Linked DNA regions of Mus musculus: region 1 is linked to region 2. A link is a loop called in an ENCODE intact Hi-C map of the cell type or tissue named here. Cell type or tissue: left cerebral cortex. All regions are shown on one strand. Links, peaks and the distances in the headings refer to the core of each region. The heading gives the core; the rest is flanking DNA. Region 1 has its middle 220 kb from the start of A530072M11Rik. Region 2 overlaps Mmp16 (matrix metallopeptidase 16).

Region 1 (16,511 bases), core at 5,989-8,488, 1.5 Mb after region 2:
AGCAGCATCACTCCCGAGGAAGAGCAAGTGGTGAACAAGCCCAGGAGAAGAAGGATGAGGAGAGCATCCCAATGGAGACAGAGGAGACACATCTTGAAGAAAAAGCAGGGAGCCAGCAGAATGGTGAAGAAGGCACGTCTATTCCTGAGGAAAAGGAGAGTGGGCAGGAGGGGGTTGACAGTATGGAGTGGGAAGGGACCAGTGACAGTAACACCGGCTCAGAGAGCAATAGCGCCAGTGGAGGAGCCGCCCACAGACCCAAGAAGGAGAAGGAGGAAATGTTGCCTTGTATGATGTGTCCTAAAACTTTTTTAAATGAAAAGATGGGGGGGTGTTAAAAACAAACAAACAAACAAATAAGAATAAAACAAGCAAGAATACAACTTGACCCAAGTGTAAACACACTCATCTGTCTGCACTTTGAGATCAGAGTGAACACGGGGACACCCTTTTCCTCGCGGACATTCATAGACAACATGACAAACCAAGATAGACTCAGAAATACTGTTCCCCCAACAGCACTAAACACAATTCCCTCGATGGCACTAATCAAGATGGACAGATTCATGGCGACAGAACCCATACATTTAGACTCACAGTGCACCAGTACCTAATGCCGGTATACCATAACCAAGGCACTGCCAGCACTCAAAATGCCTCCACCATGAAAAAAGACCACTCTGCTCTAGGCTCTTATCTGGAATGTAATTGAGTAATGTGATCATTTTTTCCTTAAGTATTTTTGTCTCTTGTCACTGATTAACATTTAAGTTCCCATAGAAATTTTATTTTGACAATCATATCAAGGAAAATTCATAAGAAAATTAAAATACAACCTGAAGTACACTTCAAACTGTGGAGTACAAAATATTGAATCATCTTTTACTGCCATGTAATTCACAAGTTACTGTTCAGGCCTTTTCTAGGACTCTTTTGAAAGTTGAATTCTTAAGTACTTTCCAAGTACAGCATCCATTTGAATAGTAGTGCTTTCCCTTGGTTATGGATTATGGTCTACATAAAAGTGCTTTGAAAATTGAAAAATATCCCAATGCTAATTAAAGCACACAACCACCAGGCCAAGTGAGGCATATGAAATTGCCATTTAATTCCAAGAACTGAGTACCTTCAAGGAGAACTATATGCCATTAAATAGTGTATGAGTGAAAGGTTGACAGACAAGGAATAAAGTATTTTGAATACAGAATAAGGTGCATTTTGAAAGTTCAAAAAAGTCCACAATTTTGGAGAAAAAAATATCTTTTGATCATAATAACAAAGATTGGGATGGAGAAATCGCTCAGCAGATATAAACACTAGATGTCTTCCAGAGGACCCAGGTTCAAGTCCAAGCATCCACATGACAGTTAACAACTGTCTGTAACTCCACTTTCAGAATATCTGACACTCTTTGAAGTCAACAGGTATGCATGGATGATGCACAGACATACACATGGAGGCAAAAATACACACGATTGAATAAATAAAAATAAATGTATTTATTTAAAAAGTAATAATAACAACAGAAAGACCATAGGTCATTGTGAGATGTGACACAACAGATTGCTTATCCAAAGGTCCTTTGTAAGGTTTGTAATTTGGGGTATTGCTTTGCATTTAAAAATGGAATTTCATATGTTTTAATTATATTATGTCTCTGCCAGCTTTAGTACTAATACAAATTCATAAGGCTAGGTGTCCCTTTAAAGGAGTTGGGATTTTAACCTTCAGTTCACTTACTGAAGTCACTATGTCTCTTAAAGGAGAACAAAATTAACCTCAAAATCCAAGGCCAACAATTAATTTTATAGGCTGTTCAACACCTATATGAAAGTTAGTCTGGTTATAAATTAGATTCACAAGCCTCCCTCATGCATATTTTCAGATTAAATTCCATTATAAACATGTCAAAGTTCAGAGTTGCTAAAGCACTACATTTCAGTACAGCCAGTAGACCATAAAACCAGTGCTAGACGTGAATTGCCTTGTGCATTGATAAAAGGCAGGAACCATGTGGAAAGCAAAGGTCCTACTCAGTCAGGATGAGACTGTGGATATCAAGAGTTTAAAAATCAGATAACCATCACAATGTTAAGTTACAATTCCATTTTGTGGTCCACTAAGTTGAAAAGTCCACATTATAATTATTACCATTATTACAAATTTCAACTAATAGTGTTACCTTTTGTGGAATGACTCGGTGAATGTCAATAATCTCTCCTTTCTAGTTGAGAAACTAGAAAAGGGAGACATACTTTCCCAATTCCCTTGCAACTAGTCCTCTATAAGCACGTTAGACTCCAGCCATACTCAGGCAACATGTGCAAGACAGAACTGAGGCAGAAACTATCTCTTGGCAGCAGAGGCAGTGGAGACTGCTACTGGAGCTGCTGGGGCTGCTATCATAGAAATCTTAGACTTTTCTACAAAATGTTTGTATCATCCATTTTCCAGCTTCCTGGTCACTCAGAAGCAGTCACAGCAGCAGCAGATTTTTAATTTAACTTCCTTAGGTAATGGTTCTACTTGATCATCCTCCATATTCCCCAGACAGCTCAGGAAGCAGCCAAAGCTGTTCTTTCTGTGGCACAGCTCTAATTGAGAGTCCAGCTGTAACACTTGTTCATATGGCTGGACCCTTCCAGAACATTCCTAAGCAAAGCCCTAGTTGCTTAGAACTCCTGTTCTAATGGAGTTCTGACTGATACCTCTCCTTTTTGGTGCTGTGTGTTGTTTACAAAGCAGTCTGTGTGTGATATAGTAAGAGTGGCCATGAATTGCAAAGACTCACTGCTCTCACTATCATATACTGGCCACCAATGCTGGTCTCACTATCTGCTGTCTGTGAAGTTACTTAACTCACCCTAGACTCGATTTCCTTATTTATAGAGAAAGGATTAATAATTACCTCTAGAGACAGGTTAGATAAGAATTTTTAAAAACACAGGCAATACACACTCCCAGGGTCAAGCTAGATTTAGTCTCAAAATATTAGTTCCCTTCTCTTTCCCATATCAGGTGATTTATATAAAAGTCATTTCATAGATGTTAGACATTGAGGAAACTATCTTCCCCTTTTTGTTCACATAGGTGTCTTAGATCTGCTAGAGTCTATTATAAAATAAATCTTAGTTCTTTTATGAGTATATGAATCTGAATACATAACCAGGCTCATATTAGGTTACCATTATAGGAATTTGATCAATTAATAACAAAATATATCACAATAAAATTACCAGACTGTGGGACATTGGGCTATGCACAAGCAGGCTGGTCTTCAGTCGAGCTGAGGTCTGAACTCTGGAAGGGTGATAATTCACCTGCATAACACGGTAGGCGTTCCCTCATGCTCCTGGAACTCTGGTTCCTGCCTAAGGTACCACCCCCCACACCCCCCACAAGAGAAGCATGGCTAGAAGTAATGTAAGCAATGTCCCAAGCTTCTGACCTCCAGGCTAAACTCTTCCCCACTTACCTACCAACAGTAAAGACCATAAAAGGGGCTGTTAGGCCCCTCCTCATCTCTCTCTTACTCCTCACTCTCACCCTCTCTCCTCTCTCTCACTTCTCTCATTCCTTTGTTCTCTTACCTCTCACTTCTCTCACTCCTCTCTCCTCTCTGTCTTCTCCTCTCCTCTCCTCTCCTCTCCTCTCCTCTCCTCTCCTCTCCTCTCCTCTCCTCTCTCCCTCTTACTCTCTCTCTCTCTAGCTCGCTCTCTCTCTCTCTCTCTCTCTCTCTCTCTCTCTCTCTCTCTCTCTCTCTGTCTCTTCTACCTTCTCTCTTTCCCCCTGCCTCTCTATAATAAATCTCTAAAACCATAGACAGTTTCTGCTCGTCAAGGCTGCACTCACTCTTGCCGGTGTGGGAACCTGTCTTCCCTCATCCCTCACTCCCATAACCCTGGGGCTTTGGGGAGTAGCCCTGGGGCTCCCAGGTTGGGCTGCCCCTTGTCAGCCCCCTGAAGAGTGGGTCAGAGGCTTGGATGACCACCCCAGGCTGAGTGAGAAGCGTGTGGCAGCTCTCCCATGTCTGCCTGTCCAGACCATCGGTGGAATTCTGGCAGATCGTGGGTCTTTCCTCCCTCCCTTCCCCAGGGCCCCTCTTTTAGTTCTCACACCAGATTATCTGCACTGAGTCATATCCCATCCACACAATGTCAAGGAAATAAATATAAAGAGAAAACAATTATAAAAATTCCACTTTTATAAATTCAAATATTAATAAGCATCCAAAGTAGAGCTGTTTATCCACTAGACCGTGTACTACTGAGAGCTGACCATAGGCATTTATTGCCTTTTTCCAACACTTTCCGACCATTTTTGAGGTGGGTACTAAGTAACAAGAACTACAGATCAGGTTCAGCCACTTGTAATGACTTTGATAGTGGGTGACTTGCTAGCCTCTGTGAAGTTTGGCCTTAACATGGATAAGAGAGGATAATAAGAATGTCCTATAGAGCAGCTGTAAGAATCAAATACACATTTTCAGTACTGTCATTCTCTTGGTAGTCTATACTCTGTAGTCTCTGGTTGCCAGTCCTAACAGATGACATTATGTTGCGAAAAACAGTTTTCTAAATGCTGTTCTTTCCTGAGTTTCACTGCAATCAAATTCTTCCAACTTGTGCTGGAAAAATACCATGGCATGGCTTCTGTAATTTCTTCTGCCCCTCTCCCTTCCTTTATGGCTTTAAACTCAATCATGTGATTATCTCCATCAAGAGGTCCAGCTGCCCCTAGATTTTCCACTATTCACCAGACAGAGCAAGATGGGCATCTGTCCTTACTCATTTCTCTTGATTTTGGCACTTGAATTTTCCCATAGGAATACAGCTCAGAAGTCTGAAAGACACAGACCACATGAGCCAATTGCCTTTATAACCAACCTTGCTCCCAGTAATCGTTTCTATCATTTAATGTCCGTGTCTACAATCGGTTACAAGTGCCACCTCTGATCAGAATTGCACTTGGTTTTAAGTATTAGAAGGTGAATCAAAAACAAAACAAAACAAAACAAAAAACAAAACAAACCCCTGCATATGATGTTACATGCCTTTAATCCCAGGAATCCAAAAACAGAGTCACACAGATCTCTGTGAGTTTGAGGCCACCTGATCAACATCGCAAATTTCAGGCCAGCCAGGGCTGCATAATGAGACCATGCCTGAAAAGGAGAAAGGTAGCAAGAAGAGTCGGGGATGCTCAGAGGTAGAGTGGTGTGCTTTGCATGCAGAGGACTTGGGTGCAGTGCCCAGCAGTAAAAAATTAAAAATAGACTAATGAGATATTTCCCTTGGTCTCAAACATTCAAGCTCTATCTTGATGCCCCTTCTCATCAGAGACAATATATCTTCACTTCTCTTTGGTTGACAGAAAAGTCAAAACAAATGGGCAGAGCCACATGCTTTTTATTCTCTTTTATGTCATGATCAAGAATTTTCTAGGACATTTTCCTTGTAGTTACTATTCTTATAAAACTCTAGGTCTCTCTTATGGTTTTGTCTTGTGTTCCAGTATTTGTTTAGATGCCATTTACCAAAGGTAAAAGAAATTTGTTGCCCCAAAGTAGTGCTCTCCACACTTATTCTGGAAGCTCAGCTCTCCCCTACCACCTTGAGTACAGACTACATTTACTGAATCTCACAAGTTTATTTTCATTAGAGAAAACATTATAGAGTAAAAGCTCTATCGGATCAACATGGAGTGATGTATGGAATATTACATGATTTAAAATGAAAGAGAAAAATCTGTTTCCCAACAAGATGCTATATACAGTAATTGACATTTCACAACTTTTATTCCTTGGTTGACTTCCTTATCAAATGCTTCAAGAGCCAGTAACAACACACTCATTTACACCGGAGGATCAAAGGTTTTGTTCCTGCTAGGGCTTCATTTCTATGGCAACTTTTGCTAAGATTTTTCTTCATTAGTTTTAGTAATAGCATCAACCCCTTATTGGTTGCCTAACATGTAGTAAGTAGGGTCCTGTTCCCTTCATAGCTCTATTTATTATTCTGTACAACACCCCTGAAGATAGGTGTTATAACAGTCATAATTTACAGACAAGAAATTTAGGAAGAAGCTGAAGAAGGAGTGGCTCTGAGAAGAGATCAGCACAGGTCAGATCTCAAGCTCATTACTTATCAGCAGTGTGTCCTTGGAAAACTGACAGTTCCCAACCTGCAAAGCAGGGCCAATAGCATTGTCCTACGGAGCTTTACAGGAGTAAATAAGTGCCTGACAGTGAGTCTGAAATACAAAGGCCATAGAAAAATGGGAAAGGAAATTGCTGAATCTGATTGCTGAAACAGAGGCCAAGAGACCATAAGATCTCCACAGCCTGAGCCATCTCCACTACAGTGAGATGATTTTATGAAAAATATGCATGTCTCTATACCCCACATCCTTCCAAAACAAAATTGAATAAATTCATATAAACCAGGAAGTTAATAGTCACTGTAATGATAACAATGAAAACTGAAAAATGAACTCATCTTTCTAGACTGCATCAAGGTCAGATAGGAATTTGGCAATAGAAGCCTCATTTCTCTTCCCTGGTTTCATATGGCATAATCTGACACTCAGTCTGTGTCACTAGTCTATGCGGTGCTCCATGAGTCAGTGCCTAGGCCCAGGCTGAGTCACATTGGATAGGCAATGATGCAGTCTGAGACACAAGAGATAGCAATTAAAAATGACCTTTGATGGTAAATTCAGTATCATGAAACCCAGGCTCTATACCTCAAATTAACAAGGAAAAAGCTGTATGGTTCAAGAGAGAAAATGTATGTGTTAAGATTGACTATACAATCGATGTGTAGGGGAAACAAAAAACCAAAAAAAGCAGTTCCTAATCATTCAGGGATTGGGACTGAACATAAAATCCACCCTTAATTTTCAGATGTCCAGCTTGGCACAACAGAGAGCAGTTTATTTCAAATGCAATCTTTTAAGTGCTTAGTGGCCTCAATATCTCTTTTATTGGTATCATTTTTTCTTATTTAGCAATTTATATCACCCCCCAGGCCTACTCTTCTGTATCTGATATTTTGTAAGAACTATCAAAATAGTCAAAAATAAATTTTAAGGAAACATTTCTATCATTCTACTCTTTCCTATTACCTCCTGCAGGGATACCAGGGCTGGTATATCTTTTCATTATCAGTGAGGGGTTATTTTAACAAGATGATTTTCTTGGAGACACTAAGGTGATATTATAATATTCCCTAATATTATAATATTATTCCTCAGCTCTGAGCCAGTCTAACAATTCAGCTTCCAGAACTAGAAAAAGGAAGTAGAAATCATCAAGTAGCTTTCTCTTTTACTGAACATTCTGTTTCTGGAAGATGAAAACCTTTCCTTGGGTGGAAAATGCCAGTTGGTTCTGACAAACACTTGTGAAACTTCTGTCTTCTTGAAAATAGCAAACATCTAAAAATTCACAACATTTTTCACAGATTATAAAAAATTAGCTGGAATAGGTGTGCTCTCAAAGGCCAAACTTCCTGGACTCCCAGCAGTGATTTCCCAGGAGGCTCTCAGGAGCATTTACAGGAGCCCTGCCAATTCCTTATGTACCAACTCAGTCACAGCTTCCCCCCCCCCACCACCAAGCTTCCTCTCTCAGAAAAGTGCATCCGTCTGAACTTGCCTTGCAGTCATCTTCAGATTTCTCTTCTTTCCTCTTATCACTTACACACAGTTTGTGCTGGAAGTTGCCAGCTCTTTGTGTCAAAAGCTCTTATCTATGTTAATGTCTATGTCTTATACATAGGTGGCTCTTCAACATGGCTCACCTGACCTACTTGAAGGAAGTTCAATGAACTCCTTGCTGCCTCTACTTCATTCATGTGGTCCCAGCATTTTCTGTCTAAAACAGATATATCTATCTGCCTAGAAAATGGTATCCTGATATCCTGATAGCTTACTTCTTCCCTGATGTCCTCTCGTGGCATCCTGAGAAGGATGCTGAGAAGCATCAAACTCTCCTGCCACACAGGAAACAACTCTCTTACTAAGCATGTTTCATGAACCCTAATCTCTCATCCTTAAGTCATAGTGTCCCATTGTTCCAAAATTTATAACCTATGGGCTTTCTGACCAAAGCACTTCCTCCTCCATTGCCTAACTCTCAAAAACTACTTTGACTTCAATGTTTTCCCTTCTTTAGGGCCATCTAGTAACCTCGTAATACTGATCTAAACACTCTCACTGTAGATCTGTGTATCTTGGCACCCACCTCCCTGTTTTTGTACAGGCTTACTATGACTCTTTAAAGCCCCCAGTGCATGCCCAACTTCTGCTCCTTGCCCCATATACTCCTCTCATATGTCACATACACCTGAACACATCTGACCACTTAGACCCTCAGAAGCACCCTACATCAAAATTACCCTCCACCAACTTCCAAGACAAACTTCCCTCTGCCCTTTCTTTTGAAGATTCCTCCATGACTAAAAGTTCTTCATGAGTGTATTGATGTTTATATACAGCAGCATATAAGCCACCCTGAGAGCAGTTGCTTATTATTTTAGTAATCACTGAACCTCAGAGACCAAACTCCTTGACTTATGCTTATTAAAGGAAATACATTTAAAATCATTGTGTTTGTTGAATTATCTTGAATTTCAGTTAAAGTTTTACATATATAAAGCTTGTATATGTCCACCCTTCTCCCTAGACTACAATTGTATTAAAACATTAATTGATTGTATTGATATTTTCTGATACTAACTGTCATATCAGGTTACCCTTAGTAAAACATTCCAAATAGAATTGAACTAAATAACTGCCCTAAACTATGCATTATTTATTTCCCCAAGTTAATGGGCAGTCGTTCCAGGAAAAACTGTCCCAAGCCTCAGGCCTGCCACTTATAAGCTGTGTGACCCCATGTTAACTTCTCAAAACCTCATATATAATAAAATTATCCCTTCTTAATTCCAAGATAGTATGAAGTTTAAATGAAGTTAGTTACTATTTTTTTCCTTTTCCAACTGTAACTACTCAAAGGCAAAGAAAATAATTGCTGCTTCATGCATACAGTTCATAATTGGTATAATTTATTGAGTACCTACTATGTGTCAGTTGTTTTAATAGCCATTCTTTTTATATTCTACCTTATTTAAATTAATCCTTAAGACAACCATGTAAGACTATAGGAATTGTTACATTAGTTATTTTTCTATTGTTGTGATAAAACACAATGATCAAGCCACTTATCAAAGGGAAATTTGATTTGAGGCTTACAGTTCCAAAGGGATAAGAGTTCTTCATCATCACAGCAAGAAAGCCTAGCAGTGAGCAGGCAAAGCTCCTGGAACTGGAAGCTGAGAGCTGAGGGCTCACATCTTAAACCACAAACAATAAGAGAGAACAATCTGGGAACATTGTGTGGCTTTTGAAACCTCAAAGCTGACTAGTGACAAGCTTCCTCCAACAAGGCCATACATCCTAAGCATCCCCAAACAGTCAACACCTGAGGTCCAGGAATTCAAGTGCCCAAGAAGATAGGGGTTAGCTATCATAGAAACCACCACAGTAGACAACCTTATTGTATACATAATTTTACAAAAAGCACAAGAGTCATAATTTTGAAAAGCCCAGTCACCTTCTGATGGGGCAAGGATACATAAATGCAAGTCTGTTATTATATTTATTGATCAGTTACTCTAGTTATCCATTTCTTTCTTGAAAATCCATGATGTCTTCTGAAAGGCCAAGGAATCACTGGAGAATTTCAGCTTCTGTTCTTCCTATTCATAAATCTAAGAGAACCAAGAAGCAAGCCCATGGCCTAACTGGTCAATTTATCTTGGGTGTTGACGAGAGTGATAGTGGAAATGGAGAAGAAGGGGTTTGTCTTTCTCAGTGTTGGCTCTCATGCAACTCTGTCCTACTTCTAAGAACTTCTGAGGCTGCCCTTCTATTCCAAGTCTGGTTCTCCAGTCCTCCATTCAAAACAGGAGAGCCTCCCAATCAGTTGCCTCTGCCATTAAACCAGTCTGTCGATAGCCTAAGCACAACCCCAACTAATACAATATACAAAAAATAAAAGAATTGGACTGAGTAATAAATTCTCAAAAGTTAATAAATAAACAGTACACTCGTGATTTTTTAAAGAATAAAATTTGTTGAGTTATAGATTTTGTGAAGAAGGAAGAAATCAAGGAAAGCGTCTCTTTTATTAGATATCTTCATTTACATTTCAAATGTTATCCCCTTTCCTGTTTTCCCTCCAAAAACCTCCTATCCCCATCTAACTCCCCCTGCTCACCAACCCACCCACTCCTGCTTCCTGGCCCTGGCATTCCCCTATACTGGAGCATAGAGCCTTCACAGAAACAATGGTCTCTCCTCCCATTGATGACCAACTAGGCCATACCATCCCCTGCTACTTATGCAGCTAGAGCCATGAATCCTACCATGTCAACTCTTTGGTTGGTGGTTTAGTCACTGGGAGCTCTGGTGGTATTGGTTGGTTCACATTGTTGTTCCTCCTATGGGGCTGAAAACCCCTTCATCTCCTTGGGTCCTTTCTCTAGCTCCTTCATTGGGGACCCTGTGCTCAGTCCAATGGATGGCTGTGAGCATCCACTTTTGTATTTGTCAGGCACTGGCAGAGCCTCTCAAGAGACAGCTATATCAGACTTCTGTCAGCAAGTACTTGTTGGCATCCACAACAGTATCTGGGTTTGGTGACTGGATATGGGATGGATCCTCACGTAGAGCAGTCTCTGGATGGTTATTCCTTCAGACTCTTCTCCACAATTTGTCTCTGTAACTCTTTACATGGGTATTTTGTTCCCCCTTCTAAGAAGGATCGAAGTATTCACACATTGGTCTTCCTTCTTCTTGAAATTAATTTGGTTTGTGAATTGTATCTTGGGTACTGTGAGCTTCTGGGCTAATATCCACTTATCAGTGAGTGCATATCATGTGTGCCCTTTTGTGATTGGTTTACCTCACTCAGGATAATATTCTCCAGATGCATCCATTTGCCTAAAAATGTCATAAATTCATTGTTTTTATAAACACACTCATAGTAGTACTCAGCTATTAAAAACAGTACACTCATGATTATATAGTCCTTTTTCATAAAAAAGAATGTAAAATTGTAAGTATTAGGTTGAAAGTCACATCAAAACACATCACAATGAAGAAATATAACAAACTAGAGTATCATCATTAGATAATGAAAGCACAAGCTGTAAATGTTGGGGGAATGTAGAGGAGAAGCAACACAAGTTAGAATGATCTGAAAGGCCCTACTTCAATCAATACATATTCCTGGATAAGGCCCTTATATCATCACCTAAATCAAACCCGAACAAAGTGATGATGCAGTTCTTCCTTTCTGATACACAAAGAGTAGAGCATGGAAATGGCTCTGAGCCTAGGCTGTGAAGTACTCTACTACTGGACTCTGAAAATCAGCACTAACATGTCACAGAAAGACAGACTTCTCCCAGAGTAGTGCTGAGTAGCTTGTATTGGATGACCATACAAATCACTATGAACACATTAGGCAATTAAATTCAAACACAGGTAGGGCACCTTGTAAGTGGAAAAGAGCATTCAGTGAAGAATTATGGGGAAAAATTATACAAAATCAACCAAAAGACTGCCCAAACGATGCAGAAACATTCCAAAGGACTACCTTAACCAAGATAGCAGCGAGAAAGCATTAAAGAAAGCTAATTAGCTAGGTCTTAAAATATAGATGAGTTTACAAAGGAACAGATAAAAGAGGTGCATTTTAGGAAGATTAGTCAATAGAAGTAAATAATGAAAGACAACCGCATAAACAAAACCAACAGTGTGTCAGGTCTGATTGTGAGACAGGCAAGAGGACAAGGATGGTATCCAGGGGGATGTAGGGATGGCCTGTGGAAGGTATGGTCTGTCATAATTCTACAAATAATTATATATAAAACCCTTCTTGACCAGATCTAAAACATGTTTACCCTTGTGGTCTATGGAGACCTCTATTCCTCTCAAAATTCCTGAGCTGAATATCAAAAGGGGATATGATGTGGAAGATATCAAAGTAGGTTAAGAAAAGACTAAGGTAGCCTCACAGAGTCTGTCTGCCTGTGAATTCAAAAATGATGCTATGACTCATACCCTTGAAAAGTAATTTAAAATTCAAAATGTGCAGAAACCTGTAATGCATCTGCTAGATTGAAAGCACCAGTAGGTCCATGCACATGTGCATCTGGTAACTACTCTAACCAGTACATGGTTGATGATCAAGAAATTTCATTTAACACATAAATTAATGTATTGATTTCATGCTTACCATTCATTTTATAAGGCAGGTGTTTCCATATCTTTCTTGTACAAGGATATTATATAGTTAATGACATATTGGTAAGGAAATATATGTAATCAAATTATTTTTTGAACATTTACTAAGAATAAATGACTCAGGGCTGTAGAGATGGATCAGTGATTAAGAGCATATGCTGGGAAGAAGTGTGGTTCCCAGTACCTGTATAGGTGACTCATGGCCATTTTAACTCCAGCTCCAAGAGACACAACATCTCTGGCCCCAATGAGTACATGCATTGATGTACACTTACCCACATACAGACACATACACATCATTAAAGATAAAATAAATATTTTAAGAAATGGCTCAAATTCTAGAATATAGAATTGAAAGTATACTCATAAGCTTGGTTTGTAAAAATTAGAATTACCTTCCCAGAAAGGATGCAAATTTACTATATCAATGATGATCTGATTAATCAGATGTTAATTTAAATGAAATCTGCCTTCTACAATGTAAGTAGATGGACACATTTAGCTTCAACAGATTAGACTACAATTTCTCTTGTAAAATGTGATGTTTCCTAGAAAAAGAAAGAAAAGACATCCTTAATGCCTGGCTTCCTTTGCTATAGTGACACCTACTGTTATTGACAATTCTTTGTTTCTAAGAGGAAAGATGCCTAGTCTTACAGCAACTTGATATGCCACATTTGGTTGATAGCCATGTGAGGACTGATATTTTATGAGGAAACCAGAGGAAGAGTAAATAGGGGGAGGGCACAAAGGGAAAGGAAGGAGAGAAAACTGAAGTCAGGAGGTAATTTATGAAAGAAGAATAAATTTTAAAACTTGACACAAAAAGTTGCTCTTTTCAAATTATCAGTTCCAGGTCCCTATAAACACACACACACACACACACACACACACACACACACACACACACACACACACACACACCAAAAAACAAAACAAACAAACAAAAAACAAAACAAAACAAAACAGTGAAGTCTTTATGGTAGAGGGCAAACAAGCATTTCAGGCTCTATATCATAACAGCACACTTCTGCATCATTCTGCAGAAGAATGTACAAGTAATTAGGTCAACACATAGACACTGTTAATCCCATGCTCATTTTGAGTTAACATTCAAGCTGGATGTCATCCAGACTGCAGATCTGAAGGACTGCAAGACTCAAGGCCCTTAGTGTATTCAATCCCTCTCTTATAAGGTCAATGACAGTGGGCAAAAAGAGAAACATATGGAGATGAAATGAAAGGGAAAAGTCACCAACACGATAAAATTCCAGAGACAAGGCTAGCTACCTCAAAAAGGAGCAAGACTAAACTGTAGACTATATTGTTTTCTTACCTTGTATATGCTGCTGGCTAAAGATGAAAGAGAAGATGGAGTTTTCAGAATAATAACCTGGCTACCTGAGTCAAGTACATTTTTAATCTCCAATACTTGATTCTGATTATTGGTTTTGTGACAGGTAATATGGACCAAACTCCAAAATGTTCAAACCAAACTTGAATAGGACAGTATTAAAGGCAGCACTGCACTTAATTTTTTTATTAGGTATTTTCTTCATTTACATTTCCAAAGCTGTTCCAAAAGTCCCTCTATACACTCCCCCCCACTTCCCTCCACCCCCCATTCCCACTTCTTGGCCCCAGAATTCTCCTGTATTGAGGCATATAAAGTTTGCAAGACCAATGGGCCTCTCTTTCCAATGATGGCCAACTTGATGTGACCTTAGTACAAGAAAATAGGAATGAATCAATTCACATCCTTCTACATGATAATCACCACTTGTGCCAGCACCATTGGTTGAAAATGCTGTCTTTTTTCCACTGGATGGTTTTAGCTCCCTTGTCAAAGATCAAGTGACCATAGGTGTGTGGGTTCATTTCTGGGTCTTCAATTATATTCCATTGGTCTACTTGTCTGTCGCTACTAGTACCATGCAGTTTTTATCACAATTGCTCTATAGTAAAGCTTTAGGTCAGGCATGGTGATTCCACCAGAGGTTCTTTTATCCTTGAGAAGAGTTTTTGCTAACCTAGGTTTTTTGTTATTCCAGATGAATTTGCAGATTGCCCTTTCTAATTCATTGAAGAATTGAGTTGGAATTTTGATGGGGATTGCATTGAATCTGTAGATTGCTTTTGGCAAGATAGCCATTTTTACTATATTGATCCTGCCAATCCATGAGCATGGGAGATCTTTCCATCTTCTGAGATCTTCTTTAATTTCTTTCTTCAGAGACTTGAAGTTCTTATCATACAGATATTCAACTTCTTTAGTTAGAGTCACACCAAGGTATTTTATATTATTTGTGACTATTGAGAAGGGTGTTGTTTCCCTACTTTCTTTCTCAGCCTGATTATGCTTTGTGTAGAGAAAGGACATTGACTTGAGTTATTTTTATATATAGCTACTTCACTGAAACTGTTTACAAGGTTTAGAGTTCTCTGGTGAAATTTTTAGGGCCACTTATATATATTATCATATCATCTGCAAAAAGTGATATTTTGACTTCTTCCTTTCCAATTTGTTTCCCCTTAATCTCCTTTTGTTGTCTAATTGCTATGGCTAGGACGTCAAGTAGTATGTTGAATAGGTATGGAGAAAGAGGGCAGCCTTGTCTAGTCACTGATTTTAGTGAGATTGCTTCCAGCTTCTCACCATTTACTTTGATGTTGGCTACTGGTTTGCTGTAGATTGCTTTTATCATGTTTAGGTATGGGCCTTGAATTCCTGATCTTTCCAAGACTTTTATCATGAACGGGTGTTGGATTTTTTTAAAATGCTTTCTCCACATCTAACGAGATGATCATGTGGTTTTTGTCTTTGAGTTTGTTTATATAGTGGATTACGCTGATGGATTTCTGTATTAAACCATCCCTGCATCCCTGGAATGAAACCTACTTGGTCAGGATGGATGATTGTTTTGATGTGTTGTTGGATTCGGTTAGCGAGAATTTTATTGAGCATTTTTGCATCGATATTCATAAGGGAAATTGGTCTGAAGTTCTCTATCTTTTCTGGGTCTTTCTCCAGTTTAGGTATCACAGTTATTGTGGCTTCATAGAATGAATTGGGTAGAGTACCTTATGCTTCTAATTTGTGGAATAGTGTGTGAAGAACTGGAATTAAGTCTTGTTTGAAGGTCTGATAGAACTCTGCACTAAACCCATCTGGTCTTGGGCTTTTTTTGGTTGGAAGACTATTAATGACTGCTTCTATTTCTTTAGGGGTTATAGGACTGGTTAGATCATTAACCTAATCATGATCTAAATTTGGTACCTGATATCTGTCTAGAAATTTGTCAATTTCATACAGGTTTTCCAGTTTGTTGAGTATATCCTTTTGTAGAAGGATCTGATAGTGTTTTGGATATCTTGAGGATCTGTTGTTATGTCTCCCTTTTCTTTTCTGATTTTATGAATTAGGATGCTGTCCCTGTGCCCTCTAGTGAGTCTGGCTAAGGTTTTATCTATCTTGTTGATTTTCTCAAAGAACAAGCTCCTGGTTTGATTGATTCTTTGAATAGTTTTTCTTGTTTCCACTTGGTTGATTTTGCCCCTGAGTTTGTTTCCTGCTGTCTACTCCTCTTGGGTGAATTTGATTCCTTTTGTTCTAGAGCTTTTAGGTGTGTTGTCAAGCTGCTAGTGTGTGCTCTTTCTAGTTTCTTTTTGGAGGCACTCAGAGCTATGCGCTTTCCTCTTAGAAATGCTTTCATTGTGTCCCATAAGTTTGGGTATGTTGTGGCTTCATTTTCATTAAACTCTAAAAGTCTTTAATTTCTTTCTTTATTCCTTCCTTGACCAAGGTATCATTGAGAAGAGTGTTGTTCAGTTTCCACGTGAATGTTGGCTTTCCATTATTTATGTTGTTATTGAGTATCAGCCTTAGTCCATGGTGATCTGATAGGATGTATGGGACAATTTCAATATTTTTGTATCTGTTGAGGCCTGTTTTGTGACAAATTATATGGTCAATTTTGGAGAAGGTACCATGAGGTGCTGAGAAGAAGGTATATCTTTTTGTTTTAGGATAAAATGTTCTGTAGATATCTGTTAAATCCATTTGTTTGGTAACTTCTGTTAGTTTCACTGTGTCCCTGTTTAGTTTCTGTTTCCATGATTTGTCCATTGATGAAAGTGGTGTGTTGAAGTCTCCCACTATTATTGTGTGAGCTGCAATGTGTGCTTTGAGCTTTACC
Region 2 (16,511 bases), core at 7,646-10,145:
GCTGAAGGACCCTGTTATAGCTCTCTCTTGTGAGGCTATGCCAGTGCCTGGCAAATACAGAAGTAGATGCTCACAGTCATCTATAGGAAGGAACACAGGGCCACCAATGGAGGAGCCAGATAAAGTACCCAAGGAGCTGAAAGGGTCTGCAACCCTATAGGTGGAACAACAATATGAACTAACCAGTACTCCCAGAGCTCGTGTCTCTAGCTGCATATGTAGCAGAAGATGGCCCAGTTTTCCATCATTGGGAAGAGAGGGCCCTTGATCTTGCAAACTTTATATGCCCCAGTACAGGGGAACACCAGGGCCAAGAAATGGGAGTGAGTGGGTAGGGGAGCAGGGCAAGGGAAGCATATAGGGGGTTTTTGGTATAGCATTTGAAATGTAAATGAAGAAAATATCTAATAAAAAATAAAAAAAGAAAAGTTAATGAAAATTAAATATGAAATATGAGAAATATAAAATAATTGTGAAAAAAGACACAACTTCTGTTGGCTACAGAAGTGGGAAATATAATGCTAAATTTCAGCTTTCTTTGATGTTGTTCTTATTAACTTTCACCATCAACTTATCACTGAGTTATATTCTCCTCTTAGTCTCCTAGACTTGGTGCAAGTTTAGACAATAAGCAGTATGTTTAGCATTATTTTGTATAAAATAAGCAAAGCTTAATTCTTCATAACATTGATTGACAATTGCAAACAAGTAGCTATTCACTGTATACTATCCCCCAGGACACACAATAAGTTAAGAGACAAAACAGAAATGGTAAGAAAATATTATTAGCCACTGATACCTATCAATCTAGGTAAAATAGTCCATTTGTTCCTTGAGTATAAAGCTAGTAAGGTCTTTAGTCTTAGCAAAGCAATCTCCAGCTTACTGAACACAATGGTGGGCAAACAAATCCACTGTCTCATAGTTAGCTGCACTCACTGTGAGAAACAGATTGGATCTATTACACAACACCTGGACAGGAGATTATTTGCAAGGCACTTAATTGGCTCTGATATTCTAAATTTATTCATATGCTCTCAGCAAAAGGGAGAAAAATTCTTTCATTCCCTCTAAATTTCTCTCCATACAAATATGCATTTTGCCTAAAGGGTTCAAGTGAGAGGAATATCAAAGCTCAAAGGCACACAGAAGGAGAGTGAATTGGAATTTAGCTATTAAACACCTATGGGACAAATCTTAGCATTTAGTGAGCAATCAATGGATTTTCAACAGTGATGTTTAGAAAAGACTCTGAGATTTTGTGTTTTAGAAATGATAGGGAAGCTACACCTATAACTTAACTTTATGTATTCTACTCAATACCTGAAAAATAACAATATCAATAGGTGTAGTACTGTGGATGGGGAAACCTTAGGGAATCACACCACTCAATGAAGAATAACAGGCAACCAATGACTTAAAAAAAAAGAAAGAAAGAAAAAGAAAAGGGAGATTCAGCCATTCACAAGAATGAGTGCTCTAACTAGTTATCCAGTACAAAGTGGACAGTGCCACATTATAGAAACACAAGCTAGACTAAACAGTCTCAGCAGGAGATACATATAAACATATTATATATGGTATATACATCATATATCAACCTAAATGTTTTAAGGCCCTTCAGTGCCTCCTAGATTAAACTGTTTTCACAAGTTGCTACAAAACCTATCCCTTTACTCTCATCTACTTGCAAGTGCCTGTTGAACTCACTAGAGGCTATGTATATTTTGTAATATTGCTTATGTAAATGCAAAAGTGTGAAGAAGAATTTAGCTACTTCTTTTTTTCATTTAGCTACAACAGGTATTTGAGAAAATGTAAACCAATGCTCCTTTTCTTAAAGTTTGGTACTATTTACTTTTCATAAAGTATATTTTGTAAGACAAATATATCAATACCATCCTTCGTGAATTTGTAAATAAGTATTTTAAGGTTTATCAAATCTTTCTAATAATATAGCTCACATATGAAACACATTTTAGAGTTATTTCGATTTTCATTTTCTTTTAGATATGCAGAGACTATAGCTGTGATATGTCACCTGATGCAGACTTTGAATATTTATCTATGAGGCTAAAGATAGGGGTTGGCTTTGGCGGTGGGAAGTCTTGCAGAAGAGCCATGGAATAGGAATAATGGAGCATGTGAAGACTGGAGCTACTAAGTCCCAAAAACCAGGCTGGTCAAAAGAAGTGAAAAGACTGGAGGTCGGTTTAAATACAGGGCATGAGGCAAATGGGCTGAGGTTGTGACTGAGTGCCAGGAAGCAGGAAGACTGGTACCTAGGCTTGAGGTTTAGGAAGTACCAGTGATGAAACACAAGGGAGAGAACATGTTGAGAGAAGAGATCCATCTCTTGTTCATGAGGGTGACAGATGAGAACAGAGGTGTAAGTGAGAAGAAAGATCCAAACTGGAGATTAGAAATCAAAAAGAGCACTGGCATTCCTGTAATGTTTTAGCAGTAGGAGTGAACTACTCAACTAAACACAAATGTTGGACAACAGTGTATTCTACAGTTAAGCGTCTTAACATTTCAATTTATTCTTTCACATGTCAATTTATGGGACATAGTATATGGAATTATCACCTACCCATAGAGAAATTTAATCTGACATTAGGTTGATTACAGTGTCAACTTTTGAACATAAATAATACAGTTACAATTTCTTAATATTCTTATTTTCTAAGCTTAATATCTATGTCTGTTTGGGTTCCACTCACATACACTGAGTGCTCTATTCAGACTGTTCTTTTCTGCTTCTTTCCACATGCATGAATTATATGCTCTGGAAGAACATTCATGTGTGTTATCGTGGGGGTGGAGGCCAGAGCACAACATCACATTCCTTCCGTATTCACTTTCCACCTGATTTTTAAAGATAGATTCTCTACCAAGAGTTTGATTCCGGAGAAGGACACACTAGCCAATAAACCCCAAGGATGTTGCTGTCTCCATCTCTGGCATTCAGCTTTCTGTTCCTATGACCTCCTTTTTTTCTTTTCTTTTATTGGTTATTTTATTTGTTTCAAATGTTATCCATCTTCCCCGTTAACCCCCCCTCCTCTTCCCTGTTCCCCATGATTCTATGAAGATGCTCCCCACCCCCTCACCCCTCGGTGATCACACACTCTCCTTTTCTAAGTGAGTGATAAAGACCTAGCTTCAGGTCTTCCTGATTATATGAACAACATTTCTCTGTCTGATCTATCACTGCTTCACTTATCATCCCGATGCTTAGTAAGTTGTTATTTGATGACAAACACACAGAGTTTTACCATTTGGGGTATGGCATATTTATTTATTCCAATCACTACTATGGCACTTCACTGATAAGTCACTTAGAAATGTTCCAAATCTTCAGACTTTACGAACTGTTAAGCAGAAACAGTTTCTTGCATTTAGGCATAGTTATTTCCCACATACCATGGCAGGGTAATTTTGAGTACTCTACAAGTATCCCTTGAAAATGAGATGCTCCAGTCTGCCTAGAATAGGTGAGCAGGCATTATTGCTATTGCTTGCTAAAAACCAGTTATTACATCCTCTAATCGATTTGGTTGCTTCCCCTATCCCTGGCTAGTGAGTTCAATAGTAGGCACAGAAACCACAAGGAGAGAAACCTCTACAGATCTTTCATGTGTTCCTTTTTTGTATTATTTTCTCTCAGGATGTTGGCTATGGTGCTTTCAGTATGCTTGTTCCATAAAGAATAGTATTATTAGGAAGTCTGGCCTTCTTTGAAAAAGTATGTCATTGTGAGGGTGGGCTTTGAAGTTCTCCTTCTATTCTTAGGCCCTCCCCATTGCAGAAGAGAGCTTCCTTCTAGCTGCCTGAAGATGTCAATCTTCTGGTTACCTTTGGAACATGATGTAGAACTCCCAACTCCTCTAACACCATGACTCTCTGGATGCTAACATGCTTCCTGCCATGATGATAGTGGACTGACCCTCAGAACTTCTAAGCCAGCCCCAATTAATTGTTTGCCTTTATAGGAGTTGTCTTGGTCATGGTGCTGCTTCACAGCAATGGAAATGCTAAGATATTGACCTTTGAACTCTAGCCACCTCAGTCTCTCCAAACTTTTTATATCTTGAGAGTCTGGGTTTGCCAAACGTAGTTTTTCCTCTTAGTCACACTTTTGAAAACCATTACAGAAAAGGTTGTGACAAAAGGATGGACCATCTAGAGACTGCCATATCCTGCATACACTAACAAGATTTTGCTGAAAGGACCCAGATATAGCTGTCTCTTGTGAGACTATGCCGGGGTCTAGCAAACACAGAAGTGGATGCTCACAGTCAGCTATTGGATGGATCACAGGGCCCCCAATGGAGGCGCTAGAGAAAGCACCCAAGGAGTTAAAGGGATCTGCAACCCTATAGGTGGAACAACAACATGAACTAACCAGTACCCCCCGGAGCTCTTGACTCTAGCTGCATATGTATCAAAAGATGGCCTAGTTGGCCATCACTGGAAAGAGAGGCCCATTGGTCTTGCAAACTTTACATGCCTCAGTACAGGGGAACACCAGGGCCAAAAAGTAGAAATGAGTGGGTAGGGGACTGGGGGGGAGGGTATGGGGGACTTTTGGGATAGCATTGGAAATGTAAATGAGGAAAATACCTTAAAAAATATTGAAAATAAAAGAGCATTAAAAAAAAAGAAATAGTTAACCTCATTTGGTACCAATTCCTAGAGATAGTTCAGCCTCTATTAAACATTAAGTTATTAGGAATCATGTGTTTATTTGTTTTGTACACTTTGAGAGCTATTTTTCATGGGGAGGCAATATTAAAAATATGATTTAATGTATATAAGCAACTCTTATTCTGAAGATGTTATTTCATCATTGTTCAATATCTGTCCTTAAGTCTTTAATGTTACAACAAATGTGATCATTATCTTCCCTGTTTTACATGTGAGTAACTGGAGAATGAGTCATTACCTCTACCCACTCAAGTTTACAGTGTTTAAGGGGCACGGTATCTAAAACTATCACACACACTGGGATGTACTGATTTAAGAGAAAGCAGAAACATTATGGGATAAGTTCTTAACACCGATAATTTCACAAAACGATCTAGAGTTTACCCTACTAAGCTGGTTTAGACACAAATCTCCTTTAAAAGACAAATGAATAAATTATGAGTCATGAAAGCTACACACAGTAACAATCATAAGACCCAGAAATCTTATTTAATACATATGCATCAGTCACCAACTACACAACTACAGCACGGGCTGGATATGAGGCCTTATGATAAGATGTAAGGATTTACTCAATTATATTTTGAAGCATATCTCTCTCTCTCTCTCTCTCTCTCTCTCTCTCTCTCTCTCTCTCTCTCTCTCTCTCTCTCTCTCCTGTCATTCCGTGTGTATGTATGTTCTTCCCTATTAAGAAATTTCCTTTATATTACAAATGAACATTTTGAAATTACATATTTGTTATCTTGAACTTTCGATACAACTAATAAAAATATAAATACAGAAATTATCAAAAACCATATAACACTACAGGCTACAGACACACCCAAACACACAGTCTTTCACACAAACATGCTTTCCTGCAGGTCATCATAATGTCCACCTCTGATGAAAGTTTTCTTTTATGTTTCTAAAATGGTCAGTAAATTTCATCATAAAATATGCTGAAATGTTTATGACCTCTGAACATATTCAGTAGTAAACTACATTGCTACAAATTGTTGAGAAAAAGATTATAATTCAGCTTACATAATATGGAATGTCAGATTAGGTCTTAGATAGGTTATACATTTCTAATGCTTAAAAATCATAATGGATATTTAACACTAAAACTTTATTGATTATCAGATAATCACTGTTGAATCAAGCAGTCAAATCTAGGCCCTCTATTCAGTTTTACTCCAGGTAAAACTTTCATAATGAACTCAGGTCCCTTGAATTCATTATGTATATTAAATATTTATTTTTATATTGGAGTATAAAAGATGTCATAAGTGGAAGTGGATCCAATGTCCCTTCCTGAGAACCTGGAAATCATTTCTTACTTAAACTGACTTAGGAGCCTATGTTTCAGACATAACCTTCGTACTTTAATTCTAGGTTTCTCCCCCAAACACTTCATTGGAATGTGTTTCTGGAAAGTGTGCGACCTCACAACACTATAGTGATAATGAAACCTGGTAATTCAGGATATTAAGGTTTAAGCATTTCATTGTTATTTAACATTGCTTTTATGGTTAAATTGAAACAACTGAAGTCGGAGGTCATTCCATTGACCTAATCTCCCAGATTTTTCTCTAGTAAGTACCTAATGACAAAGGGTGCCTATTTCTGCACTTCTAGTCACAAGAGAGACTATAGGAAGTAAAACTCCTCTTACTCTCGGTCTCAAGGATGAGTGACTGTTTACATGTTTACACTCTATCATTAAAGATGTGCTATTTACAATCAATGAAAATGGCTAATAAGTGGATATTAGCCAAGAAAAAAAAAAGTACAGAATACCCAAGATACAGTCCACAGAACTCCAAAAGCTCAACAAAGCTGAAGTGCCCAAATGAGGACACCTCAGTTCCACTTGGAAGAAAGAAGAAAGTAATCACAAGTGTAGGGAGGAACCTGGGAAGGAAAATGGACTGAGAGGGGGGAGAAAAGGGAAGGAATAGGGGTGTGAAGTGGGGAAGAGGGGGGAATCTTATCTGGTATTGGGTGAGGGAAAAGGACTGAGGGCCTGTAGGCCAGCAGAAAGAATGTAAACAGGCAACCTCACGAAATAGGAGGTTGGGGGAATCCTCCAGAATGCACCAGAGACCTGGAAGGTAAGAGACACTCATAAATCAAAGGGAGGAATCTTAGATGAAATGCCTGACAGTAGGGAGAGGGAACTTATAGAGCTCACCTCCAGCAGGAAGACAGGGCATCAAGTGAGGGATGGGGTTACCATCCCACAGTCACATCTTTGACCCATATTTGTTCCTGTCTGAAAGAATTACAGGGATTGAAATGGAGAGGAGCCTGAGAAAAAGAAGGTTCAGATACAGGCCCAAAGTGGGATCCAGCTCAAGGGGAGGTTCCAAGGCCTGAGACTATTAATGAGGTTATGGTGTACTCACAAAAAGGGATCTATCATGATGGCCCTCCGAAAGACCCTACAAGCAGCTGAAAGAGTCAGATGCAGATATTAGCACCCAACCAATGGACGAAGAGGCTGACCACTGTTTTTGTATTAGGGAAGGCAGAAAGCAGCTGAGGATAAGGGTGATCTTGCAGGAGGGCCAACAGTTTCAATTAATTTGGACCCCCAAGATCTCTCAAACACTGGACTATGAAACAGACAACATACACCAGCTGATATGAGGCCCCCAACACAGATACAGTAGAGGACTTCCAGGTCTGTGTTCATTCAGAGATGATGCACCTAACCCTCAAGATACTGGAGGCCCCAGGGAGTTTAGAGGTCATGTGGGGTGGGGGTGGGGCATACAGGGGGAGTGGAGAGGAGGTGTGGGATGTGGAGCAGTCAGAGGGTGATAGGGGGGCAGCAAATAGAATATTGAGTGTAAAATATAAATTAATTTTAAAAAAGAAAGAAAATGGCAAACCTGTTGGAAGCAAATGTTGCTGCCTAATTCTGAATTACCCATGGAGTAAACTATTATCCTTAATCCCATACAGGTGCAAAGCAGTCAGTGGCATAAGAAAATTTGCTGCTATACTAAGAATGTTCAATCTATACAAATGGAGTTATCTGTAATTGGCCGGGATTCGAGACTAAATTTGTTCTCAAGGATATCCAAGCAACTGGGCATTCATTATTTTCTGCTACCTACTTGCATTTGTTTCATTTAACTCATGCTGAAAGAAAGGAGGAGTAGACATTTGGCTTCTCCTAACATTTTCCAACTTGTAAAGCAGATTCAGAAATATTCTGAAAATACTAGGTGCCCCAAGACACTTGAGAGGAAACAGGCAAGCAAATGTTTAAAGAAAGAATGAATGCACAAAAGATAGATACCTAAAACAAACACAAATATCAATCACTACAAACGATTATCACATGACAGTGATTCTGCTCTGAAAAGTCCCCATAGAAAAATTCTTCTGGTGATATGCACTGAGTTTGATTATTTCAGACATGTGCTGAGGCATGTGACTCATGTCACATCAAGTGCACACAATTTGGAGACATGAAATGCCATTAATGACAGCATCCAGCTTCCCCTAGAAGGATATTTCTCTGCCTTCTCTTGTCTATAGCTAAAGCAAATAGTTGAAATTTTCATTCCTTTAAATAGCTTGCATTCTTCCAATAATTATCTCTCCTGAAAACATAGCTTATTTTGCTTATCCATATCTCACTTAAGTGACTAGACTAAAACACATTTCTAAAACCTGAATTGCATTTGTGAGTAGGTTATACCTTAATTAAATGTTGGTACTCTCTAATGTATTAGTGAATGTCTTCTTATTTACATACTTCTCCCATATAATAATCATTTTTATAAGTTATAAGCTTTTCAAGTTGAAAGACTACTGAATCTCCTGTTTAAATAAGTTAATTTGATAATTTGGTGAATAACTTCTTTGTCATCATAAAAACAATAGCATAAACTGTATTTCAAAACCTGTCTTTATTGGAAAATAGTCATATACATATAATAAATACTAGGAAAATAATACAAGTAGATATCAAAGGATTAAATAACCTTTTTGTACATTTAAAATTTGATGTTTGCAACACAGAGTATAGCAGGTATTATCAAACTAAACTTATCCACCTCGTTTCTAAGTACATGACTCATTTTGGTCATACCAAAAGCAAGTGCAGTCATTGAAAACATAGATTATAATAACCTTTGCCACAACCATGAAAAAAAATATATAAAGCAATGCTACATGATCACCTTCTTTAGCACTCTGTCAGGCTAAAAACATCATTTTTCCCCCAAAGAAACATTAATTTGCATCTGAATTGAGGAAATATGCAATTCTTGGTTCCAAGTGATGGCCATTCAGGCCAAGTGACATCTTAAATCATGAGCTATGTGCTTACAATAAAAAAATCTTTGATTGTCTATGAGTCTTTGGGTGACATCAGATTCTACCTAGTTTCTTTGATTTTCAAACCAAATTCTTCTAAACCACGATAGTATTTAGTAGACAGCTCAATTGTGCCCTCTAGCCTCTTTTCATATACTGCACTCAGAGGTCACATTTAATCAACCTATTTTATGGCTCACCAAGCTGCTAACAAATCCAAACATTAAAAAAGCAGTGTACCAGCGGTGTAGGTGTTGAAACATCATAAACTCATTGTTACATGACAGGAAGCATCAATCAAAGATGGTTTCAAAAATCATACCAAAATTCTACAAATAACTTTCATAAGGAAAAGTAATGTAAGATAACTTTTGTTTCTTTGGGATTACTTACATAATTATTTAACACTTATCATTTTGCATGGAATTTCTCATTGGTTATATTAGCTGCATATTTTAAGAAATAAATATTTCTCAGGCTCAAGATTAAATATGGGGTGAGAAAGATAAACTAGCAGTCAGATGATATGTCAAAATTATCTTCCACAATAGGCAAAATGAGCACACATGATACATAGATAGGAGATAGTAAGACAACAAACCTGAAAGGCAGATATGATAAATATCCGCTCTCTAGGCACTTACATACATACATACATACATACATACATACGTAATACATGCATTATTGACAGATAGAATGGATAAATATTTAGATACATAGATAGATACATACATACATAAAAAGATAGATAGATAGATAGATAGATAGATAGATAGATAGATAGATAGATGGATGGATGGATGGATGGATGGATGGATGGATGGGTATGTTGATGGATGGATGGATAGATGGAAAGATGGATGGATTGATGGATGGGTGCATGAATGGATTGATAGGTATCCATTTTGAGATACACCCTCAAGAAACTCACACAACATATTCCAACTTCCTTTTTTTTTCTTAAAAATGTACCACTTATGACAGATATTCTGTTGTAGATAACATGTTCTTGCTTTTAATATTTATTTTTAAAGTTTGCTACCTTGGTAAAAAAATTAATTTTAGCCTAGTGCTTTTATTAGTAACAAGATTGGAATGATACTTGAGAATGAAATATCATTTTGTATCACTTTGCTGCTAGAGATGATAATGTGGCTACATGTAATCCATAACCGTGCTTAGCTCAAAGGCATTCAATCTAGAGAAAATTTGAAATATTTACCTTTAAACCTAAATTGTTCTCAAATTGTGTGATATGTATGCATATACCACCCCTGATATATCATGGGTAAATATACAATATATCCATGCTATATATACAACAGATAATGAAACAGAGACTAGCTACTGTAAGTTTGAAAATGGCCCTTTGTGCCTATTTGAAGGAGGGTGTTTTGTTTTGTTTTGTTTCCTCTGGTTGTTGTATTAAAATGCCTGAACAACTTAAGGGAAGAATTTATTTGGGTTCACACACTGAATATATAGTTACTTGTGGAAGAAAAAACAGAACTTGTGAGAACAGGTGTTCAGTTTCTATGCCTATCTTACTTAGTCTATACTTAGCATAGATCTCCCACCCTAATTAGTCAATCTAGAGAAATATTTCACAGACTTATCCTAGGTTTGTCTCCAAGGAGATCTGGATCTTGTCAAGTTAGCAATCAATACAAACCATCACAGCATTATTGGCAGTTTATTTTAATACTTGCTTCTTTAGAAAATGTCAATGAAAAATGGCTTGACCATGTTCAAAGCAGTTACTGAAAACACCAGACTTGATGTCATTGTCCTAGATGTCTACTCCATGATCCACAACATTCCACTAGGGATCGCATTGTCATCCCCAAGGCTACATGAAGACAAACTTATTATCTCTCTGTGTTCATGGAAAACGTTGTTTTTTTTTGTTTTTTTTTGTTTTTGTTTTTGTTTTTGTTTTTGTTTTTGTTTTTCTATCTTGTCTTGAAACTTGATGTTGAGGCTTTGATTATGATTGGTCTATAAATCACTTGATCCCTAAGTGGATACAAATGCACATGCTCTTTGAATTATAAAGTACTATTTTTGATGGTATTATTTTAACTATGAACAGATTTGAGCAAACTCTGCCTTGTAATGGAAGGTGTAAGCAGTACTTGACATTCTATGATAGTAACAGATGACATGACAAAATGTGAAAATCACGTTCTTAAGCTAAACTGTCTAAGGGAAAAAAAACACAGGAAGAAAATGTACTGATGTTATCATGATTGATTTCAGGACATTATAATGCAAAAATAGAAACGATATTTAAATGACATCTTTCAGACTGGCTGACTGTGATCGACTATTATGTAATTTGCTGTTATCATGTCAATGTCCTCTGTATCAACATTGATTTACAACTAAAAATAGTGATGTCTAAATATAAATATACATCTATACATGCACATATATATGTAGATATATATTGTTTAATCACGTGAAGAAGTTATTCCTATAATATATATGCCAGTATAGTATTCATTCAAACATCAAAATAAGCTACAAAGAAAATAGTATCATCTTTCAAATATGCAAACTGTATCTTCCAGAGACTGTAAGTGTTCCAACAGAAGCAATGGGATTTTATAGAAGGCAGGAACTCTAGTGTCAGGAGTGGTGTTCTTTATCAGTACATTCCTGAAAAACTTCTAATTAGTCATTCATAAATCTTCAGAAAAGATACACTGTGAATAGCTGCAGAGTGTCTCAAAATGAAATAAATCAACATGTAATAACAATTCAACAACAACAAAAAATTTAAACTGAACAAGTTCATTAATATTTTCTCCTTAGTAACTACATACCCTAAATAAGTAGAAACTCCATATACAGCCCTTTTAAATTTATTTTAAAAGTAAGAAAGTAGATGTTGAATATAACTTGATATTAATTTTCTAGAAGAGTCTGAAAAAAAATCCAGATGAACCCACAGAGATGGACTTCAAATGTCAGTGGACGTTTCAAGAGGTTGTCAGAACAAATGTGCCTCCCCAGTCTGTGTACCTTTATAAACACTTCTGAAAGAACTCTAGATTTAGGCAACGCCTGTCCAGGCAACTTCCAGAGAGAAAAGCAGAGCCAATGTGAGACACAGGGAGAAGCTGGAGAGCCCAGAACTGTAACTTCTGGTCTCCTGGTTGTAGATTCTGTCCCTCTGAAACATTTCAAATGAGCAGCTCATGGAGTGTTCATTCTGCCTACAGTCCTATAACAGGTACACACACTTACAAATTAGTTACAGGGTCCCTGCTGCAGATAAGCTATCAGCTACTATGACACAGACTCATGGTATGTTGTAGGTAGAAGTTAGATCTGGATATATTTTTGTGAGCTAATTAAATAGTGAATGTGGAAGATTAAATGAAGTAGAAAGCAAGAAATAGGAAATAGAAGTGTCTCAACATACAGTACTTTTAAATCTATAAAATGTATGTATTTTTATCTCTTAAAATCTCTCATAATCAATTATTGGCAATTTCAAATGCAGTATACAACTATCCAAATGAAACTTTGACCTTTTCAGACAGATGAAACAAACCAGAAAATGATGAAGAGAACACAACCAGTTGTATAAACAAATATAAGAAAATGAAAAAAAAAATTACAGTCACAGTTTGTAACATTTTTAATGAATGATTAATATGAAATCTTCTTTGATTTAAGAAAATCAAACTTTGGCTCCTCAAGATTTTGACTCCAAACTGTAATCATCATTGTCAACTTGCTCTATGTATAGTTCAGTTTCACATGCTTTATTTTCACCATGGATCCTGCTTTCAATGTTTTTCCTCCTAGCAAGCAGGCATTGCTGTTCAAAATTCAATCTACAACTGCTAATATATATGACATGATATCCAAGTTAATAAGTTATTGCCATCAAAACTAAAATGTAATTCAAATTTCATAACAAAGAATGTATGCACCCAAAAAATAGACTCAAAAATCATGAAATCTCCAATTCCTAGTAACGACGTTGAGAATAAAATGATTCCAAGAGTATAGGATCTAACTCACAATTTCTTGTTAATAATTTAGCTGCTTCTGACCAATGACAACCTCAGCTTTCTGACCAATGAGTACCTGAGCCTTAGACTGTTATCCAATGACAGCAGTTTTGACTTTCGGTTAATATCAGTCATGCTGCTTCTCTGAAATGTGCTGAGTTACACTATTACCATTTCCAGAATACAGAGAGACCTCAGTGACGAATATGCACTGATGACTTAAGGAGCAATAGAGAAACACAGGCAATCTACCCATAGTACTATCTTTGAGAGTATCTGTTTTTTAATTTGATACTCTATTTGCTTTTTCAAAACCACACAAAAATACCTTTATCACTGGCTTCCATAAGAATATTATTTTTTCTACCACCCATTCTAAAAATAGGACATTCTAAATCTTTATTTTCTTAAAATCAGACAGGAATTAATTGACATGAATACCTCTGCCCAACCCCTTCTATAGGGAGAAAAAAAAAAAAAACAATACAGGCACCTTTTAACCTTAAATTATACAAATAAAAAGTATGGGAATGATCAAAAATTAAGTTCTTCAATGAATAAAACATTGTAATCTTAGTTGTCAGCATGAATGGAATCTCTCCAAAGCTCTGGTCCAACTTAATAACTTAGTGTATATATTAGGGAAAAAAAATCAGGATACTAGGAGCCTAAAGCATGATTGATACTACTGCTGGATATTTGGTTGTTTGGTTGGTTGGTTGGTTGGTTGGTTGGTTTGGTTTGGTTTGGTTTGGTTTGGTTGGTTTTTTGGCTTGCTTTTGAGAATCAATGGAATAAAGCATGCTTTTTGTGTCTGTTTTGCAGCCAAGACTAGAGTGTAGGGTACAAGTGCTTCTTCTGGGAAAGTAATGCAATATTCTTTCCGCTAGCATTTCCTATTACAAAGAGATATCGAGTAAATATTCATCAGGCACAAACACAAGTAAGAAATTGTTCTATTATCTTAGATACTGTATGATAATTTGATTTTACTATCAGCTACTTGATATAATATCACATGTGTGTGAATCTGTGTGTGTGTGTTTGTGTGTGTGTGTGTGTGTGTGTGTGTGTGTGTGTGTGTGTGTGTGTGTGTGTGTGTGTGTGTGAAGCCTAGACATCTAACCAAAGAAGTGCTAAAGAGCTTAAAAAGCTATTTGGAAATAATGCAAACTATGAAACACAATCTCCTATAAATCATTAGAAAAGTCCCTTTGTGTTAAGTAAGCTTACTAAGGTCTCAGAGGGCACATGACTCTTTCATCTGTCAGCTAAATCTTTGAATTGTTTAATAAGCATGGTTGAAATAACTCAAATGCCCTAAAATTGGAAAAGTGGCTCTGCAAACTATTCTTCACATAAACCTTGAGAGATGGAAGGAGATATTTGAAACGCAATGAAGAAATCATCTTTATAAAAGTATCTCAACCTCTTTCAGGTAACAATATCCGGTTGAACTGACTGAGAGATTCCAATATAAAGTAATACAATCTAACCTAGATTTAGCCTCACAAAACAAACCTAATAATCATCAAAACATTGATGTCATTTAATCCTGCAATGGTAAGTTAAGAGTTCTCCTAGCAGGCAGCTATCCACTCAGCCTCAGATTCTCACAGGAAGCAAGATGCTAACCAGGACTTACTATGCCTCACCCCACATCACAGTATCCTCTACCACCAAGCAACAGCCTGTTCTGTATATAGCATTACTAACAACAGCTTGCCAGTTTCATTCCTTCAGCCTATGAACTAGTCATTCCTCTATTGCAATTAAATTATCTACTCATTTAAATGTTAGTACACAATCCATAATGACAGCTAATTCCAAAAGTTCAACTTTGTCATCCAGAAAAGTCTGGACCTTCAGCTGCTTTCCATTGCTGCTTTTATGTAAAAAAAAAAAAAATCCATTGTGTGGTTTTCAAATTGTGGTTTCTTTAAAACATATCCCTACTTAACATCTGCAAACTTCCTTAATTCCTGTGATGTTGGCTTTTACTTTTTCAAATACGTTGCTTCTGCCCCGTTATATGGAGTCCAAAGTACAGTCCATAGAAGACTCTACCTCCACACCTGGCACTTATTATGAACACTTTGCTTATAAATTGGTTCCATGAAGCATGTTCAAACCGTGTGCAACAGGTCCAACTATTGTGTAAACAGGAGCTCCTAACACAATAGGAACAAGAGCCAGTTCTTTGCAACCGCAAAGAACCACACCAATCGGTGCTAATTCACTGGTAATTCTTTTTGAGATATATAAAGCTGTGATAACTACGGGAAGTTTGTGTTACCCAGACCCTCCCACACCCCCCACCTTAAGTGCAATTTTAGTGTAAGGAACTGTGCAACAAAAAGCCCAGGTGTGCACAGCTTTTCTCGACTCACTGCACATGACCAGCTTTAGAGCTCAGTTGATGACAGGAAGAGCACTTTCACGAAGGTCTGACAAGTCCTTCTCCTTAAGTTGCCCACTGCTGTTGCTATATGCTCCCAAAGGCACCACAGGAAAACAAATGGCAACCAAAGATGTCTAGGCTTTGTCATGTCAGTGTGAAATCAAATTTAAAACACAACTCCAAACTATTAGAAGGGGCCACATTTATTTCCAGTCTCTTGGGAAGAGAGAGAGAGAGTAGGCTCTTAGAGGAGATAGATTTCATGTGCTCTGTACAGTTAGATCTAGTTACAGCGTATTAAGTTAGGTCTAATAGAAAGACACTGTCTGCTTGAGTGTTTTATCACAAAGTGATGTTATTAAGCATATCAAGTATTCCCATACTCTCCTTGGATTCTTTGATTTTTACCTCCCTTTGTTAGACACAGACCACAAGGAGAAATATTGCAGGAACAATACCCAGGCACATGATGCCAACCATCAATGTGGTTTCCCTAGCTATGTATGCAGCATAAACTCAAGCTTTCTTATAAAACTACACATTTGCTCTACATAGAGCTTTGCCTCTTTCCTGGCTAAGCAGCACCGGTCTGCTACAATGTGTCTCTGAGCGTGCAGCATGGTGCTTTGTGCAGCTGGGGATAACGGATTGTTGGTCTCCAGGCATCCATCACTTAGAACCCTGGCAAACTCAACAAGGGTTTTGGTTGCTGACTGGAAAGAGAAACAATGTGCTTTGAGCCTCAAGGATCCAAGAAGTGAAGGAAAGGTTCCAGGGAGCAGCCGAGCAAGAGGATGGAAGCATGGTACTCTTACCTCCACATTGAAATACTGCTCCGTTCCGCAGACTGTAGCACATAAAATCCAAAGCAAGGTTTGCAAGAAAAACACACCCGAACGATGCACGAAATCCAACCTTCTTCCAGAGCTGAATGCGAGTAAGATCATAGTGAACTGTGCCTCAACGGATGGACGAGCTCCCCTGCGTTTTCTCCCTCTTTCCGAATGTCCACTCCCTGTTTCCTTTTAAAAAGAAAAAAAAAAAAAATC

The links. Hi-C counts contacts between places; a loop is a spot of excess contacts. Peaks named below come from ENCODE experiments on the same cell type or tissue, not always from the same donor. Only the 100,000 strongest peaks of a DNase experiment are listed, where the experiment ranks them.
Region 1: a loop joins it to region 2, with 3 times the contacts of the local background. A loop is called at or near these places in 5 of 42 quality-filtered maps.

The regions. Positions count from the first base shown.
Region 1 is chr4:16,374,212-16,390,722 of GRCm38, reverse strand. It overlaps the pseudogene Gm11864. Among named protein-coding and RNA genes, the nearest start is that of A530072M11Rik, 220 kb to the right of the region's middle. In left cerebral cortex, for the core only: no CTCF peak of the experiment used is centred there; DNase peaks (open chromatin) are centred at 6,655 and 7,478.
Region 2 is chr4:17,853,619-17,870,129 of GRCm38, reverse strand. Mmp16 (matrix metallopeptidase 16) reads right to left here. Exons shown (of 11, transcript NM_001379519.1): 2 at 16,278-16,484. The coding sequence starts at 16,409. Among named protein-coding and RNA genes, the nearest start is that of Mmp16, 8.6 kb to the right of the region's middle. In left cerebral cortex, for the core only: a CTCF peak has its summit at 9,181; a DNase peak (open chromatin) is centred at 9,166.